2 separate regions of the Mus musculus genome follow, and region 1 is linked to region 2. A link is a loop called in an ENCODE intact Hi-C map of the cell type or tissue named here. Cell type or tissue: left cerebral cortex. All regions are shown on one strand. Each heading gives the region's core, and the rest is flanking DNA. Links, peaks and the distances in the headings are about the cores only. Region 1 holds the start of Pinx1 (PIN2/TERF1 interacting, telomerase inhibitor 1). Region 2 holds the start of Mtmr9 (myotubularin related protein 9).

Region 1 (8,334 bases), core at 76-8,075, 320 kb after region 2:
AAGATGTGTGAGGCTTGTACTGGTGTTTGTTAACTAAGATTCCTCCTCCAAGTGTGAGTGCATTCACCCTCCTAAATATCTGCATCCAAGGAAATGACAGGAGATATTGTCCTCAGTTATTGTGCTTTGGAAAGACGGGTCTGGAACTGAAGATTGTTGCTCTGTGCCAATGTGTAATTTGCCTGTCTTAGTCCATTTGAGCTGTTGTAACGAAATACTTAAAGTGGCTTATAAATAACAGAAAATTATCCTTCAAGGTCCTGGAGGCTGAGTCCAAGGTCGAATGGCTGCCAGATTTGGTTTCTATGAGGGCTGATTCCTGGTTACCAGAGGCTGTCATGCTGCTGCATTCTTAGAGCATATGAGAGAAGAGGACATCTGGCTTCTCATTCTCTCTCTCTCTCTCTCTCTCTCTCTCTCTCTCTCTCTCTCTCTCTGAAAAGCACCAATCCCATCCTGAGGCTCCTTGGTCATGATCATGCACACACACCCTTAAAGGCACCACTTCCTCATCCCATCTCCTTGGGGGTGAAGGTTTCAGCCCATGAGTTAGTCTCCTTATAGTGGGTCTGCTCTTCTCTCTGAGCTTCCATGTCCCTGCCAGTTGTGGGAGGGACTATTGCTAACAATCCCCGAAGCTACCAGGGCCAACTGCTGCCATGCACCCCATCCCTAGGAGGTTACTGACCTCTTATCAGCCCCTGGCCATTCTGTGTAGTAAAGAAGCAAGCATGAGCATATTTTCTGACGACAAGACAAGCATCGATTGAGCCATTCCCGTTTCTAACCTCCCTCTCCCTTTGCCCATCTTTCTTTTTCTGTTTTGAGCTGTGACAACTTTTACTTTTTACCTCTGATGTTTCAAAAAAGTCACCTTGAATCGGGAATTCCACTCGGGAATTCCACTCAGCACAGTCTTTCTTCCTGGGAACAGCACACCATGGCTAGCTCTAGGAAAGGATACGGCGACCCCTTGCTCAGTCAGGTTCAGGCTACACATGGCTGAATTCCGAGCCCCATTAGCCAATATTAATAATGAAAGAGGAATGACGGTAGAAGGCACAAATGAATCATGTCAACCTGCTCTCTTCCCGGAGAATCACTGAGGATTTAGCAGAGAGCAGGAGTTTCACTCTCACAGCTACAGAATATTTTTTACATAATGCATGCTAAACTTCACACTGACAGTCTCAGGAACTTTTCCGGTTGCCTTTTATTTCTACAATGATTAAATAATTTACTAGCTTACTTTTTTTTTTTTTAATCACCAAGACTAGTTTCTGCTCTAGGCAAAGCCAGGATAGAAACAGGTTCCATACAGTGCCCTAATAAACTTGCTTCAGACTCCAGGGCTGCGTGGATTGCATACTTTCCTTTCTGTCCTCTCCACACTTGCTCCTCCAATTCTTCTTAAACTGGGGTTAATGGACAATAGAAGTTTACGATGCTCCCCAAAGATGTTTTCAAACAAACAAAGGACAAAGACTTTCAAAGGTAGCTGATGCTGTGATCCAGGGACACTCACCAGGAATTCTACTCTTTGGTGAATCTGCCTTGTCCTGTAAAGATCTTTTAGAGAGGAGTGAGGGGTCATACATCAAAGCTGGTGTCCTCACTGAATGTGAGGAAATGCTCCTGTGTGCCCTCCTTCTTTAAAGCTCACCGTTTACCTGGGCTTGGGCTTGGTTATCTAGAACAGGAACCCTGGCCCAGGGAAAGGGAAAGGATTTGGGGCAAAGCCCAGATATCCTAAGTAGGTGATTTGGTCAGACCCAGCCCCATTGCCACACGGTCACATTTACTGCCTCTTCTTTCTTGTTAATAATTGGTGGTCAAGTACACAATCATTCTTGGCTGGGGGCTATCAATGTCCTCATCTTACAGGTAGGTAAACGTGACAGTCATGCCTGATTCTCAGGTCCTCCAGCACAGCCCTATTTCACCAGCACACTGCATCATAGAAGAGTTGCCCTGAGTGCATCGGGGGTCTACATGGTATCTTGTTAGGTCTGATGAAAAATGGATGTGACCTTCCTAAGGAAAGACAAAACGAGGGAAGAAGAGCCTTTGGAAGGTAAGGGCACTGGCCGGTGCTGAAGGCATGGCTAAACAAAGAAGATTTGAGAAAAGCTAAGGTCTATTTGGAAGTCGAAGCCTTGACAAAGAAAGGGACGTTGAAGGGAGAGGCTAGAGGAAAAAAGGGCAAATAAACAGCGTGGGAGATAGCTGAGGTCACACCTTTGGAGGAGACAGGACAGCAAAAAGAGGGAACAGAATGTGACAGGACGCATTGAGCAAAAATGCCAGGGAGAGCGATGGAACTGGGAAAGGCCTCTGGGATTTAAGTCTGTCACAGCGAAGACCACGAAAGAGTTAACATTTCTCGGCCGGCCGTTAAGCACAAAACCACGGTGTTTCATTTGACTTTGCCAGCTAGGTGGCTGTTTCTGCCTTCTCTCCCTCCCTCCCTCCTCTCTCAGCATCCCACAATGGGCAGAGGTAGAGTGTGAAGAGCATAGGTCCCTTCCAGTGCCAATACCTTCCTCTTCGGCCGTCTCTCCAGCTCTTTAAATGTACCCATGGTTCACAGAACCCCGGACAACTCTAAGGTTGCTTGCACACCCGCTTTCAGAGTTAAACTGCGAACTGCGCACGAACCAGCTCTGCCCCAGCCCTAGAAAGAATCTGTGCCTCAGTCCCCCAAGGCGGGTCCGCCCCTCCGCTTCATGCAGTTGGTAGCGAGTCGCGCGTGGTGACGTCAGTAGTACGCGCCCCAGCGAAGCTCTCCACCCGGCGTGCTTTCCGAGCCGGCTTCTTCCTTAACCGCGCTTCAGGTTCCTCATAACCGCTGGGCGTCAGGCCAGAGGCAGCGTTCGACAAACTTGAGACAATGTCGATGCTAGCAGAGCGTGAGTGTCTGCCGAGCTGGACGACCGGGTGATGGGATGACGGGGGCGCGGGTGTTCAGGCCCGAGTGGGGACAGCAGTGACTGCCGGGCCCGCGAGGGACAGAGAACAGCAACGTCCCGCAGACTCAGTTCCTGGTACTAAAGGCTCGGGTCGTGCGCGCACGCGTGCATTCCGACATTCAGGACACCGAGTCTCAGACTGTTGTTCCTGGAGATTCTTTCACTTTTCCAGGCTCGAACCAAGTGTCCTGGGGTTTCACAAAGATAGGTCCCATAGCATCGCTTCAGGCCCTGAATTCCAACTGTCCAAAATGTATTGGACCCAGAGGAAAAAAGCAGAAGGATTACAAGTGTCAGGCAGTGATAAGTTCTTGACCGGAGTGCAGGCTGATGAATGGTTTTAATCGAGACTGAGAGATAGTAGCTGTGGTTAGCCTCTGAAGTCCACTAATTCCCTCCCCAGAAGCTACTTTGTTCCTGAATGAGACTACGTGTAGCTATGGATTCTTGCCACCAGTTGGCAGTCGTGTGATGCTCACAAAGAACTGGCTTTTAACTTTTCCTGGAAGTTGTGTAGCTATCAAAGAACATAAACATATTATTTTCTTTTTTAAAAGATGCCATCGTGTCTATCGGGCAGTGGTGGCGAACTCCTTTAACCCCAGCCCTCGGGAGGCAGAGGCAGGCGAATTTCTGAGTTCGAGGCCAGTCTGGTCTACAGAGTGAGTTCCAGGATAGCCAGGGCTACACAGAGAAACCCTGTCTCGAAAAAACAAAACAAACAAACAAAAAAAGTCACTGTGGCGTTTTAGAACAAAGCATGTTTTAGTGGAGCACACTGCTTTTCCTGAAGGCAGCTCAATAGGTTATAGACTGGAAACTGCTCTTTCTAGGTAGATCCCTCTTCCTGGCAGTTCACCTGGTCTCTACTTCCATGAAAATGAACTAGTCTCTGCCTCACCCAGGCTTTAAAGATTTTAGTGAGGTAACTGGATGAATCTAGTTTGGAATGTCAGTGGTATACAGGATGAACAAGTGACCTGACAGCCAGTTCTTTATGCAGCAGGGCAGTGCATCTTGGGTCAGTATGTGACAGGGATGCCTTTCTTAGGGGAGAGGCGGGCTCCTTACAAACCTTGGTCAGCAACCCTTGGCAGGCATTCTCCACACATGGGTCTGACACACACATGCAGAGCACTGGTTAATATGGCTGTCTTTGCTGTGCTCATGAGCAAGACAGTGTTGTGCTGAGTATATTATATACCAGGTTGTTGAGCTGGTATCTATGGAACAAGTTTTTGGATCAGCTTTCCCTCCCCAGGTATAGCACTGCAAATTTGAATCCACAACTCAGTTTGCTTTGTGGTGCCCTCCCCCACCCCCGGCCTGCATGCTTATAGTGTTTCTTGGTTTTGCTGGGGTGTTTATAGATAAGGATCCCTACTGATTTTACGTGCAACACAGTGAGCTCTTTTGAGTAGATGTTGTGATCTTTTTCAGTTTTGAGGCCATTGATGTTAGTGTGCTTCAATGAATGCCATGGGTTAGCAGTAATGACATTCAATCTCCGGATTTCTTACTTGGCCTCACCTTTAGGTTCAGATTCATGTTCTATTGACCTAGTGGGTCATAGTTTTTCCTCAAATTTGTAATAGTGAAGCCAGATGTGATGGCTCATGCCTGTGATCCCTGCCAAGTGGTGGAGGATGGTTACCAGTTCAAGGCCACCCTAGGCTACAGAGCCCGACTGTCTCAGATAGCAGACAATAAAGCTACAGTGATAAGCTTGAGTTCTTAGGGACCAGTTATTTATATTCATTTCGGAGAAAGCTTTACCTGAAACCCAGGGCCGTTCCCCTTATTTCAGCTATTCATTCCTTTTTCCTTTCTTCCTTTACTTCTCTCCTACCAGACTCCTTTATGTATCCATGCATCCTTATCAGGTGCCACTATGGACAGAGTGTTTTTTATCTTCCTTGTAATGAGGTGTAAGGATGAAGGATTGATTATGACACTTAAGGGAGGGAAGATGGGTATAAACAGCACAGTGCAAGTGGTATGTGAAGTGCCACAGATGGTTCTGGAGGCTAAGTGAATCCATGATGGTGTTGAATAAGCAGAGATGTATCATCTGTTAACCATGATGTTCAATTGATTCTTTCTAAGGCCATAATGACTTGTGTATTGTGAATTTAGAATGTAAGTTGATCTGGGCATGGTGGTGCACACTCATAATGCCAGGACTTGGGAGATAGAGACAGTAGGATCAGAATTTGAAGGTACCTTAGCTATATAGCAATTTTTTAAATTAAAAACATTTTAAAAAAGATTTTTATTTTATGTGCATTGGTGTTTTGCCTGTATGAGGTGTCAGATTCTCTGGAACTGGATTATAGCCAGTTTTGAGCTGCTATATGGGTGCTGGGAATTGAACCCTGGTCCTCTGAAATAACGGCCAGCGCTCTTAACTGCTAAGCCATCGCTCCAGCCTGCTAAAATTTAAGGTTAACTTGGGTGCTACATGAGTCTCCATCTTACCAGTACCTTAAATAGTAAGTGTTGAAATGTGTATAAAAGATTTGGGGCCTTACTTGGGGACAGTAGGCAGATTTTGTTCTCTTAGACTCAGCTTTTTCTTTTCTTTTCTTTTCAACTTTTTATTGATTCTTTGTGAGTTTCACATCATGCACCCCAGTCCCACTCATCTCCTTGTCCCCTCCTTCGCCATACAACCTCTCCCCCCCCAAAAAATAAAACACATACAAACAATACAAGCCACACATAGACAACCTATCATCACTGAAGCTGTAGTGTGTCACAGTGTATTCCCAGTATGTCCTGCTGTCCACACATCTTCACTTGCAAATGTTTATTGCAGTGAGTCAGTGGTCTGGTTCCAGACCTCTGGCTTCTGTGACACCATCAATATTAGATCCTCATTGGGACTCCTGGTTATCCTGCTGTTGTCCTGTGTCATGGAGATCCTGCAGCTCCAACTCAAATCCAGGCCAGGGTAGTGGCTGAGCTGGTCAGCCCCCTGACTTTCACGTATCCACAGCACCAGAGCAGGCGAGCTCTCCAGCACTGCTCCAGCTAGCCCATCCAGTGCCACTATCCCCAGGAGGCAGAGTCAGCTCTTCTGCTCTCAAGCTCTAGGCCTGGCTCACTCACACCCACACTCCCAGAGTGTGCTGCCCAGTCAAGGTGTGGGGACTCTTTCTCCTAAGTGCTGCAGCCTATGAGGGGCTGGGACAGCTCTCCCACCCTCAGGGCTGACTCACCCATGCCTTTGCGATCAGGGACAGCTCCACCATGTCTAGGCGATGCAGGGCCTGTTCTCAGACTTGGGTTTTCATGTCAAAAAGGTAAGAATATTTCCCTTCATTGAGATACTGTGGAAGCTGAGTTTAATATATGTGTAGCATTTGGCCTATAACATGCAACAGTGAGTGTCATGGTGACTACACCTGCTGCTGTGAAGGTGTTCACTGAGAGGCTCTGGTTACTGCCAGTGACTGGATAGGGAAGGCTCAAATAGTGGCCTATTAAGTATTTTGCTTTGTCTCTTAGAAGGAATAGTTTACTTTAAATTTAACAAGGCTAGTTTTTATGTCAGGAATATATAGTTACTGAGAGTACCAGGGAAAAGGTTCTGTCTGTAAGCCCCGTGAACACTAAATGTGTCATGTTGTATGAAGCATGTGCTTGACTCACATGTGTTCTTCCAGGTCAAGACTAGGTGCTGATGGGATGCCTTTTTATTTGTAGGGCGGCGGAAGCAGAAATGGACTGTGGATCCCAGAAACACCGCGTGGAGTAACGATGATTCCAAGTTTGGCCAGAAGATGCTTGAGAAGATGGGGTGGTCTAAAGGAAAGGTATCAAAACTCTAAAGTGTCCACACCATGTCAGGAGATTAGGACTCAGAAGACATCTGTCTTAGAATCTGGGAGAACTTTATGTTTCAGATCAGTTTTTTTTTTTTTCCTTTCTTTCTTTTAGATCAATTTAATTGATTCTGGAAAAATAAATTGTGACCAGGTGGTAAATTAGACTTGAACATAAATACCGGGTCCTCTGGTTTATCAATTCAATTGCTGTAATTAGTATCTTTCTTAGATATTTTTTAATTCATTTCACATGAATTCATACTTAAGCCTCAGAATTTTGTGTTTTCCAAGAATGGTACTTAATTTTCCTTTGTAGTAGATACATGTTTTCTCCAGTTTCTTATATTCTGCAGTGGGGCTTCTACTGTGAAACTGCTTCTGTCAGGGTTGCAGGGCTCTTGTGTTTGCATCCAATGGGCATATGGTATCCTTAAGTCCCCTCACCCCTCGGCAGCGTTCTGAGCAGTGTCTGCTCTGTTGAACTCTGTTGTGGTAGCCTTACCACCCTTTTTCTTGCCTTATTCTTTATGTTATTAACCACCTCTATCTAATTCAAAGCCATCGTCTTTGTCTAGACCAGTGCTTTTCAACCCATGGGTCACAGCTCCTTCAGGGTCAGGTGACCCTTTCACAGGGGTCACCTAATAAGACTATTGGAAAACACAGATATTTATATTATGATTCCTAACAGTAGCAAAATTACAGTTATGAAATAGCAATAAAAATAGTGTTATGGCTGGGGTCACCACAGCATGAGTACTGTATTAAAGGGTGGCTACAAAGCCACTTTTTGCTTCCTCTGCTCAGGCGATCTCATGTGTTACCAGGCATTGGGTTATACCTCCTGGCTGTGATACTTGAGTGGCCATGTCAAGATTAATTTTTATTATAAGCTTCTTATGCCCTCAAGTCTTTTCCTTTCTAGGCTTTCCTGACTTTCAAAAGTGGTGCTTATCCCTGCATTCAAACAGTGCTACCTCCCATTGCCCTTCTTCCTTCGTACGTCCATTTCAGCATACAGGAAGCAGGTGGGCCTTTCAAACTGAGCTTTACATCGGGTTGCTCCCTTGTTGAACATTGTTTCCAAGGAGTACAATCTCCATCCCTGCTCTAACTTTCAAGGTTCTGTGAGGTTCCTTCTCATTGCAGGCTCTGTCCTTGCTCTTGGTATGTCCTACAACCTTAGGTGTAAGAGCTAAGTGAGGCCAGGAACCTGGAGTACTCTGCCTTCTTTCTTGATGTCCTGGTGCAGTACTAAGTAACAGAGAATGCCATGTGCTCCACATGCTCCTGTGGGCTTCTGCCACTACTGTAGCAGTGGCCTGCTCCAGATCATGTGTAAGATGTATGTTCAGTGTCTTCATGAACTCTTTATTGGCTCTTGGGTTCAAGAACCAGCATTGACAATTAAGAATGCATCCTTGGTGCAGTCTCTTTCAGAACCCTCTGGGCCAGTGGTTCTCGTTCTCAACCTTCCTGACGCTGCGATCCTTTATTACAGCTCTTCATGTTGCGGTGACCCCAGCCATAAAATT
Region 2 (8,334 bases), core at 326-8,325:
TATGAGCACAGCCAAACTGCTGCTTCCCCACACTTGAAGGATGCTTCTTACAGACTGTTCTTCCCGCTTCCCAGGAAATTCAAACCCTGGCTCCCTTCTTATTTTAGACACATCCTTCAGGAGCCTATGGTTCCCCCTTACCCCATGCTTTTCATAACATGCAGTTTGATTCCTGCCAACTTTTTGTCTTTAATACACATCTCTCAAACAAGCTCTAGACTAAACTACATTTTCACCATTTTCAATGGTATTTATCATACCATAAAACTTCCTTCTTCCCTCTGCTACCACGGGCATCTTCATTCTTCAAATGCCATGGATCCCTAACCTCTACTTCTTGATTTCCAAGTGACCATTTATAAAAGTAAGAAAAAGAAGCCAAACAGTCAGGAAGGAAAACCTGGTTCCTGCAGGTGGCCTCAGAGACCAGGCCAGGCGTTAACCCAGAGCAGTGCACAAGCCAGGTGAGGAGTTCCCCAGCACTATCTTAGGCACACAGTGCCCAAATCTATTATATATTAAGTCGTTAGTCAGGAGATACCTATTAATTAATGCACAGTCGCCAAGGTGAGCTTTAAGCAAATCAGTGCTTTATTTTTATTTATTCTTTTAAGATTTATTTGCTGGGCGTGGTGGCGCATGCCTTTAATCCCAGCACCTGGGAGGCAGAGGCAGGTGGATTTCTGAGTTTGAGGCCAGCCTGGTCTACAGAGTGAGTTCCAGGACAGCCAGAGCTACACAGAAAAACCCTGTCTCGAAAAACCAAAAAAAAAAAAAAAAAAAGATTTATTTATTTCATGTATGTGAGTACATTGATCCTATCTTCAGACACACCAGAAAAAGGCATCAGATCCCATTACAGATGGTTGTGAGCCACCATGTGGTTGCTGGGAATTGAACTCAGACCTCTGGAAGAACAGCTAGTGCTCTTAACCGCTGAGCCATCTCCCCAGACCATTATTTTTATTTTTTAAAACAATATTTATAAATATAATTTAAAAAAAAAATTAAAACACCTAGACTATGTTAATCTACTAGAAGGAAAAGCATTGCCAGCTGCAGACATTATACTAACACACGGACAAAATAACCAGCTCAGAACAAAAGGAGCTGAACCAACAGCCAGTGCACACTCTTAACTTGAGGCACGAATAACCCAACTCCACCTCACTCATCTTCAAAGGGAAGAGAGGATTTTCACAAGTAAAATAAAGGGTTGTGTCAGTTCTTATCACCCACAATGTCAAATGTTGACTCACAGCAGAAGAGTAGAACTCAAATTCTTGCTCAGGAAGGAAAGAATGCCAGCCATCTTCAATCACTTCAAACATGGGTCGGTAGAAGAAAGGGTACATCAGGGTGACCGAGTCCAGAGTGGACAATGCCTAGAGAACAGAAAGAAAAAGATTCTACAAATCTAACAAAGTAGCAGTAGGCACACAGGGTCTGGTGATGATGGAGCCCAATACGTGTCTCTCCATGCAGCTCGTCTGACTCCAGCATTCATACTTCATCATCTAACAAGACACTGACACAAACACCTACACTCAACAAGTGCTGCCTGAATGAAACAGGCACCAGGACAGTCTGTGCCTAGTGAAATAATGCTTCCTGGTACAATTTAACGAAGCTCAATAAAATGTCCAAGAATTTCTGGGTGCTGGGGAACAAGGAGGTCTGGATTAGTTAGTAAAGTCTCAGCTAAAAATCTAGTAATTAACTAAACACTGCAAACTATTCAAAAGCTATGTCCCCTTATCAATTATTCCTTTATTATATAAAGGAATGCTCAATTCTGGCCAGAAGCCTCAAGCTCCAGATCCCAGCTACATAGTGGTTAAGTCACATAGCTTCCCCTGTTCAATGGAAGAAACTTTTCAGGCTTATTAGGAGTGTCCATGGAGATAAGGCATCTAATAGGCCAACAACAGTCAATGCACACAATAAAACTAGCTCTAACAAGATACACACATGTGAAAGCTTCATCCACACTCACTTCCTCCTTCCTAAAGGGATCTGGCGAGGCGTCCTACTATCTCTATGCTACACTAGTTATGCCCAACCAAAGTGAGCCCTAGGCATCCCTCTGTCCAAACAGTGGAACATTATCTCAGTTTGCTTTCTCATTCATGTTGGGGAGTACAGCCAAGTCAAGAGCATACTTCCAAGTGACAACTACATATGGCAGACTATTCAACTTACATGCTCATTTCTTCCAGTAGAACTTGGCAAAAGCAGAAAGGTTTGTGTGTCATTTCCTCGACAACATATTACTTGATCCTCTACTTCTTGTTGAAAGCCAAACAAAATTCTAATTATAGATTTAAGGCTTTCTCTCTCCTTTTAAGAGCTAAACCCACTATTTTTTTTTTACATAAAGCCCAGTAAGTCAGTTACACAGAAAGAAAATAAAATCAGCTTGACTCTATAATTGCCTAGAAATTACTTTAAACAGTCAGTTGATATAATTGATATAATTTAGTGGCAGCAATTTAAAAGTTGGAGTAACCAAAATAGTTAGAAGAAGGAAAAGAATGTGAGACCTTCATCAGAGACCTTAAACTATCCAAGCAAAGTTTCTATGTGTGGCTCAACGCTTTTATACATGCATAAACAGACACGCCTTAGGTGAACTGGCAAAAACAAATACATACGTGCAGACATGCCAAAGTCACAAATGGCAACTGTTGGTGACAATCACTTGCTTTGTCTGTATACACAACACTGAGAGTATACATCTGACACACAGTGCAATGGTAAGCTAAGAAATGGTACGACAGTGAACTTTATGTGATATGGCTAATTTCTACCACAAAGTCTCAAAATAAAGCTGTTGCCATAGAAGGGTCCTCCAATGACAGCAACCATTTGCCAATAATTATACTAAGCATTCTACATAAACCCACGAATGTAATCGTAAAACACCTATAAAAGGCAGGTAATGTCATCTTCCTTTTATAAGACACTACAGGCTAACTGTGAGAGGTGAGGTGCTTCACCCATAGGCCCCATGTTAACAGGACCTCACTACTGCAACAATCACAGTATAAGAGCACTGCTCAGAGTTGAAGGGTTTCAGAGCTGCTCCACTCAGGATGACCACACTTGCTCACTGTGATGCCCAAGGACTGTAACATGGCCACAATCAGCTACACTGTATTTGTTTTACTGGCTTACAATTTCACATAGGATGTTCTTTCAGGAAATCTACAGAAACAGAAAAACAGTTCACAAACTGTCTTCAGAGCGAAAGTAGCAAGATTCGCACAGTAAATGATTCTTATGCATCAAGGGCTGTACAAAATCAAAATATCGCCATTTTCCTATCAGAATTTTGCCTGCAGCATACTTACCTCAATGGAACTGGCTATATTTAAACACTCCTCCATTCCAGGAATATCCAACTGAATGATTCGGAAATCTTTACATTTTATGATGATGGTACCCAGAGAGCCCACAAATCTGTAAGAAATTACATGAAATCATGAAAATGGTAAGAAAACTAGTGAGGACAGTAGGTGAGAACCAGAACACAGAGAACCAGGGATTCAGTCTTTATCATGCAGGCATGAGAGACCATTGAATACATTTATGCAATAAAGATGAACTGAGGAGTCTAGTAGTCTGCTGATGGTATCTTGTACACAGATACACACATACACACATAAGTAAAAATAAAAAATTTAAAGTGATGGAGTAGGGAAATAAAGATGAATTAGTTCCTATGTTCCTTTAGAGCCAGCCCCTTTCTTTTCACAAGAAAAACTGAATGTTAAGGGCTAATGATTACCCTCAGTGGGAAGTGATCATTCCAGAGAATAAGTAAGATGCAATATGATAAACTCAGTCTTCCCTAAATGAGCAGGGGTGTAAAATTTGTCATCCACCTGCATCGGCACTCCCCATCAGCTATTACAGGGGTGCACCTTACCGATTTTAAAACGTTTTAAGGAGAGACTAAAATGCATATGCATATATATGGAAAAAATGACAGTGTACTCAGTTAAATACTATGGCCAGGCATAGCGGCCCATACACACACAACTGTAATTCCAGCACTTACTTGGGAGGCTGGGGCTGGAGAGTTGGAAGTTCAAGACCGGCCTATGCTGCAAAGGGCTGAGCATGCCTATTTAAAAACGAGATCGTGGGGGAGGGGTCGCTTTAAATTGTATTGAATCATAACTTCGTGAAGTCAGATTAACAACAACCAATAATTCAAGAAATGTGGTGGAAGAAATTTTTTTTTTACAAAGAACATTTAAAAATACGCCCAAATGCTGTTCAAAATGACCACTACGACTCTGAGACCTTAGCCTGGGGATGCCAGGTGGCCAGTGCAGATAGATCTAGGCCCCAGAAGGCTCATTTGGCTGGCTGAGCCAGGATACCCATAAAAAACCACCTGAAAGCGTCTGTTCCGTTCCAGGCTCCTCCGGGACCTGGGTGTGGTGGGCGCTCACCGTTTGTCGATGGCGTCGATATTTGAATGGAGGAGCCAGAGCTCCTCCGTGTTGTCCTGCCGGGAAGACAGGATCAGGTGGTGGCCTGTCAGACACAGGGTCCCTTCCACGGCGGTGTAGAAAGGCCGGTGCAGCACCACATTGTCTACCCGTGGGGTTTTAATCAGCTCCGCAAACTCCATATTGGGCGCAGCCTAGGGGCGGGAGGCCCAGTCCCGCAGGTGCCCGGCGGTTAATCCGCAGACCCGGACGGAGCCCCGGCTGGGCGGGCCCGGGAGGTCGAGCCCCGCCCCGGCTGGGCGGGTGCGCCAGGGCCTGCGGGCACCGCCCTGGCCGCTTCTCCAAGTCTCTTCCGCACCACTGGCCGGGACTCGGTCGCAGAGAAGGCTTCCCGCCAGGCCCTGCACTCCCCGCTGCCACCGGCGTCTGACGGGCGGGCTGCGGAGGAGACGGACCCGGCGTCGGGGCAGCAGCATCCGAGCCCGAGCAGCCAGGGACTTCTGGCGGAAGTAGCTGCTGAGCGTTGCACCCGGCAGGAACTCCTGCACAATTAGAGGGACTCGAGACTCGGAAGACATAGAAACCGGACCGGAAGTTGGTACTTTGCTAGATCCGGTGGAACACAGCCAGAAACAATGACTTTATGGTCCTACAATGGAAAAACAAAACAAAACAAAACAAAACCAACCAAAACCTCTTTCACCTTCTACCGCCGCAATCCTTGCCCTTCAAATATTCCTTATCGGAAAAGGCGAGACGAGAAGACGTCGCTGACCTGCCAGCCTCCACATGAGTGCTGTCCCTCAAGGGCTCTTCGTTTGCGCTACCTGGTAGTTGTCTCATGAATTGGTCACGAAGAGATGTCAAATGTAGGATGGAAGCGGAGGTTGTGATCGAAAAGTAGCATCTTGGTGTCTGGAAGAGACATGGGACAATCTATGCTTTAGACTCTTTGAGAGCGCCATGACTTTAACCAAGAACAGCATATTCTAAAAGGATGGAAAGAGAAACTGACTAATCCTCGCCCTGCGAAAGGACTCTAGTGTCTTCAGAGATAGTTCAGTTAATCTGTAGCAAAGCCTGAAATCAAGACCTTGGTATATTGGTCACGACTTCATAGTATCCCGGCTAAGTACAGTCTAGCTGAACTGCTCACGGACACTGCAATGACAGAGTTTTGCTGTTGTAATTTCCCTCTTCTTTTTTTTTTTTTTTAATTTTTTATTAGGTATTTTCCTCATTTACATTTCCAATGCTATCCCAAAAGTCCCCCATACCCCCCCCCACTCCCCTACCCACCCACTCCCACTTTTTGGCCCTGGCATTCCCCTGTACTGGGGCATATAAAGTTTGCAAGTCCAATGGGCCTCTCTTTCCAGTGATGGCCGGCTAGGCCATCTTTTGATACATATGCAGCTAGAGTCAAGAGCTCCGGGGTACTGGTTAGTTCATAATGTTGTTCCACCTATAGAATTTCCCTCTTCTTGCTTTCTATCCCTCTACTTTATCCCAGAATAAGAATTATGTTTGAGTCCTGGCCTGCTTTTACTGTGTTAGCAGTGAAAATTCTCACCACCCAGTCAGTGTCTACGAACAGCAAGGTAGCTGACTTCAGAGTGTGCAAAGTGAAGTTGACCAGATTGCACAGTGTTTGTCCTTGATTTTGTTCTTGTCTTTTCTAAAAACCTTCCCTTCCTAAATCACTCACTCCTGCGATCCAGTTTATCTGCAAAAGGAAAACAACCAGCAATGGATGCTGATGGACTGAGGTGAAGTAATGTGGAGGTGTTTTCCACACCGGATTTGTTTACTTTCCTTCCTCACTTGACTCATTGTATTAACTACAAATTGTGGAATGGAAAACTTTTAATCTGAAAAATAATGAAAAGTTATACAGAGAAAAAAATGAAAGTAAAGCCTTGAAGGGTAAGGCTCCCCGAATGGAAGATATCCAAGGAAGAACTTAGTGTCCAATTTAGTATATGCTAGAAGATAGAAAGTCTCCATGGATTCTGTGGCCCTTCTGGTTTTCTTGAAAATAAATTATGAAAACGTTATTTCATTAAGTTAAAATGTTTCATGCTCTATAAAGTCATAAATTAGGATTTTTTCCTTTTATTTGTTTTTTGCCAAGAGAAAAAAATTAGGTATCTTCTGAGTTGTTATAATGAAGTACCAGAAACGATTAGGAAATTAAATCACCAGTGATTTGAAGTTCAAAGCGTAGAAAGTTCACTAGCGCTGAGAAAACCAAACTTAGTAGTTAGGAATAAAGCCTGAGTAAAGAGCAAGAAACAGTTCCCCACATAAGCAGTAGGTGGCGGTAGAATTCAAAGTCAATGGGATATGCCTCTATTAAAATAATCCAATGATGTAGTCAAATATTAACTGTCCAAACAGTCAAGAAATAAGGGCCTCAGGGGATTCTGATAAGCCAAGAAAATAATAAAATTTATAATGTGTACAATGGATTTACTTAAGGACTATAAAGATAGCTCAATGGGTGCCTTAGCATTCTATTGTGAAGAGACACCATGACCACAGCAACTCTTTTTTTTTTTTTAATTAGATATTTTCTTAATTTACATTCTAAATGTTATCCCCTTTCCAGGTCTCCCCCGGAGACACTCTATTCTATCCTCCCTTCCCCTGCTTCTATGAGGATGCTCACCCACACACTCCCACCTCCCGGCTCTCACATTCCCCTATACTGGGGCATCGAGCCTTCACAAGACCACGGGCCTCTTCTCCCATTGATGTCCGACAACATCATACTCTGCTACATATGCAGCTGGAGCCATGGGTCCCTCCAGGTGTACTCTTTGGTTGGTGGTTTAGTCCCTGGGAGCCCTGAGGGTCTGGTTGGTTGATGTTCTTTTTCCTATGGGTTGCAAACCCCTTCAGCTCCTTCAGTCTGTTCTCTAACTCAGTCTGATCACATCAACTCTTATAAAGGAAGGCATTTAATTGAGGGTGTCTTTTGGTTTCAGTGGTTCAGTCCATCATCATCATGGCAGAACATAATAGCACACAGGCAGACAGTGCTGGAAAAGGAGCTGAGAGTTCTACATCTGGATCTTTAGGCAGCAGGAAGCTCTAAAGAGCTGCTGGTCTGACTTGAGCATTTGAAACCCCAAAGCCCATCCCCAGTGACACACTTCCTCCAACAAGGCCACACCTTTCAAATAGTGCTAATCCCTATGCTTTCAAATATTTGAACCTATTAGGCCATTCTTATTCCCACCACCACAATGGGTAAGGAGCAAGTGTAAAGACCTAAGGTCAAAACCCCAGAACATATACAAAGAAGAAATCTGAGTCTAAAACCCCAGTGCCAGAGAAGGGGGACAGAGACAAGAGGATCCTGAGGGTTCACAGGCCAACCACTGTAGCAGAAACAGTAAACTCTGGACCAACCAATGAGAGAAACTGACTCAAAAATAAAGTTCAGAGGACTCAAGAAATGCACCTGATATTGACCTTCAAACTCCCAGGCCCACACAGTAATATACACCTGCACACACACACACACACACACACACACACACACACACACACAGAGAGAGAGAGAGAGAGAGAGAGAGAGAGAGAGAGAGAGAGAGAGAGAGAGAGGACACACCATAAAATTGAATTGAAATATTAAGGAGCACTGGGAGATGCCTCAGAGATTGAGAGTAGTCACTGCTCTTTCAGAGGACCCAGGTTCACTTCCCAGCACCCACATGGAAACTCAAAACTATCTTTAAGTCCAGATGCAGGGAATCCAGTGCCATCTTCTGGCCTCCAAAGGCATCAAGCAAGCACAAAGAGTACTACATACATTCAGGTTAAAACACTCATACAAATAAAGTGAATGTTTTTTTAAGAAAAA

The links. A loop is a pair of places that touch in the nucleus more often than their neighbours do. Peaks named below come from ENCODE experiments on the same cell type or tissue, not always from the same donor. Only the 100,000 strongest peaks of a DNase experiment are listed, where the experiment ranks them.
Region 1: it touches region 2 in a loop (11-fold over the local background); 2 of 42 quality-filtered maps call a loop at or near these places.

Annotation. Positions count from the first base shown.
Region 1 is chr14:63,857,539-63,865,872 of GRCm38, forward strand. Pinx1 (PIN2/TERF1 interacting, telomerase inhibitor 1) reads left to right here and starts at 2,774. Exons shown (of 7, transcript NM_028228.3): 1 at 2,774-2,909; 2 at 6,678-6,787. The coding sequence starts at 2,891. In left cerebral cortex, for the core only: a CTCF peak has its summit at 3,424 (motif pointing right); DNase peaks (open chromatin) are centred at 1,763, 2,767 and 3,398; H3K4me3 peaks cover 1,737 bases; H3K27ac peaks cover 1,195 bases.
Region 2 is chr14:63,538,995-63,547,328 of GRCm38, forward strand. It overlaps Mtmr9 (myotubularin related protein 9), which reads right to left and starts at 4,959. Exons shown (of 10, transcript NM_177594.1): 1 at 4,464-4,959; 2 at 3,354-3,462; 3 at 1,260-1,385. The coding sequence starts at 4,645. In left cerebral cortex, for the core only: a CTCF peak has its summit at 6,783 (motif pointing right); DNase peaks (open chromatin) are centred at 5,021 and 6,769; H3K4me3 peaks cover 1,811 bases; H3K27ac peaks cover 1,047 bases.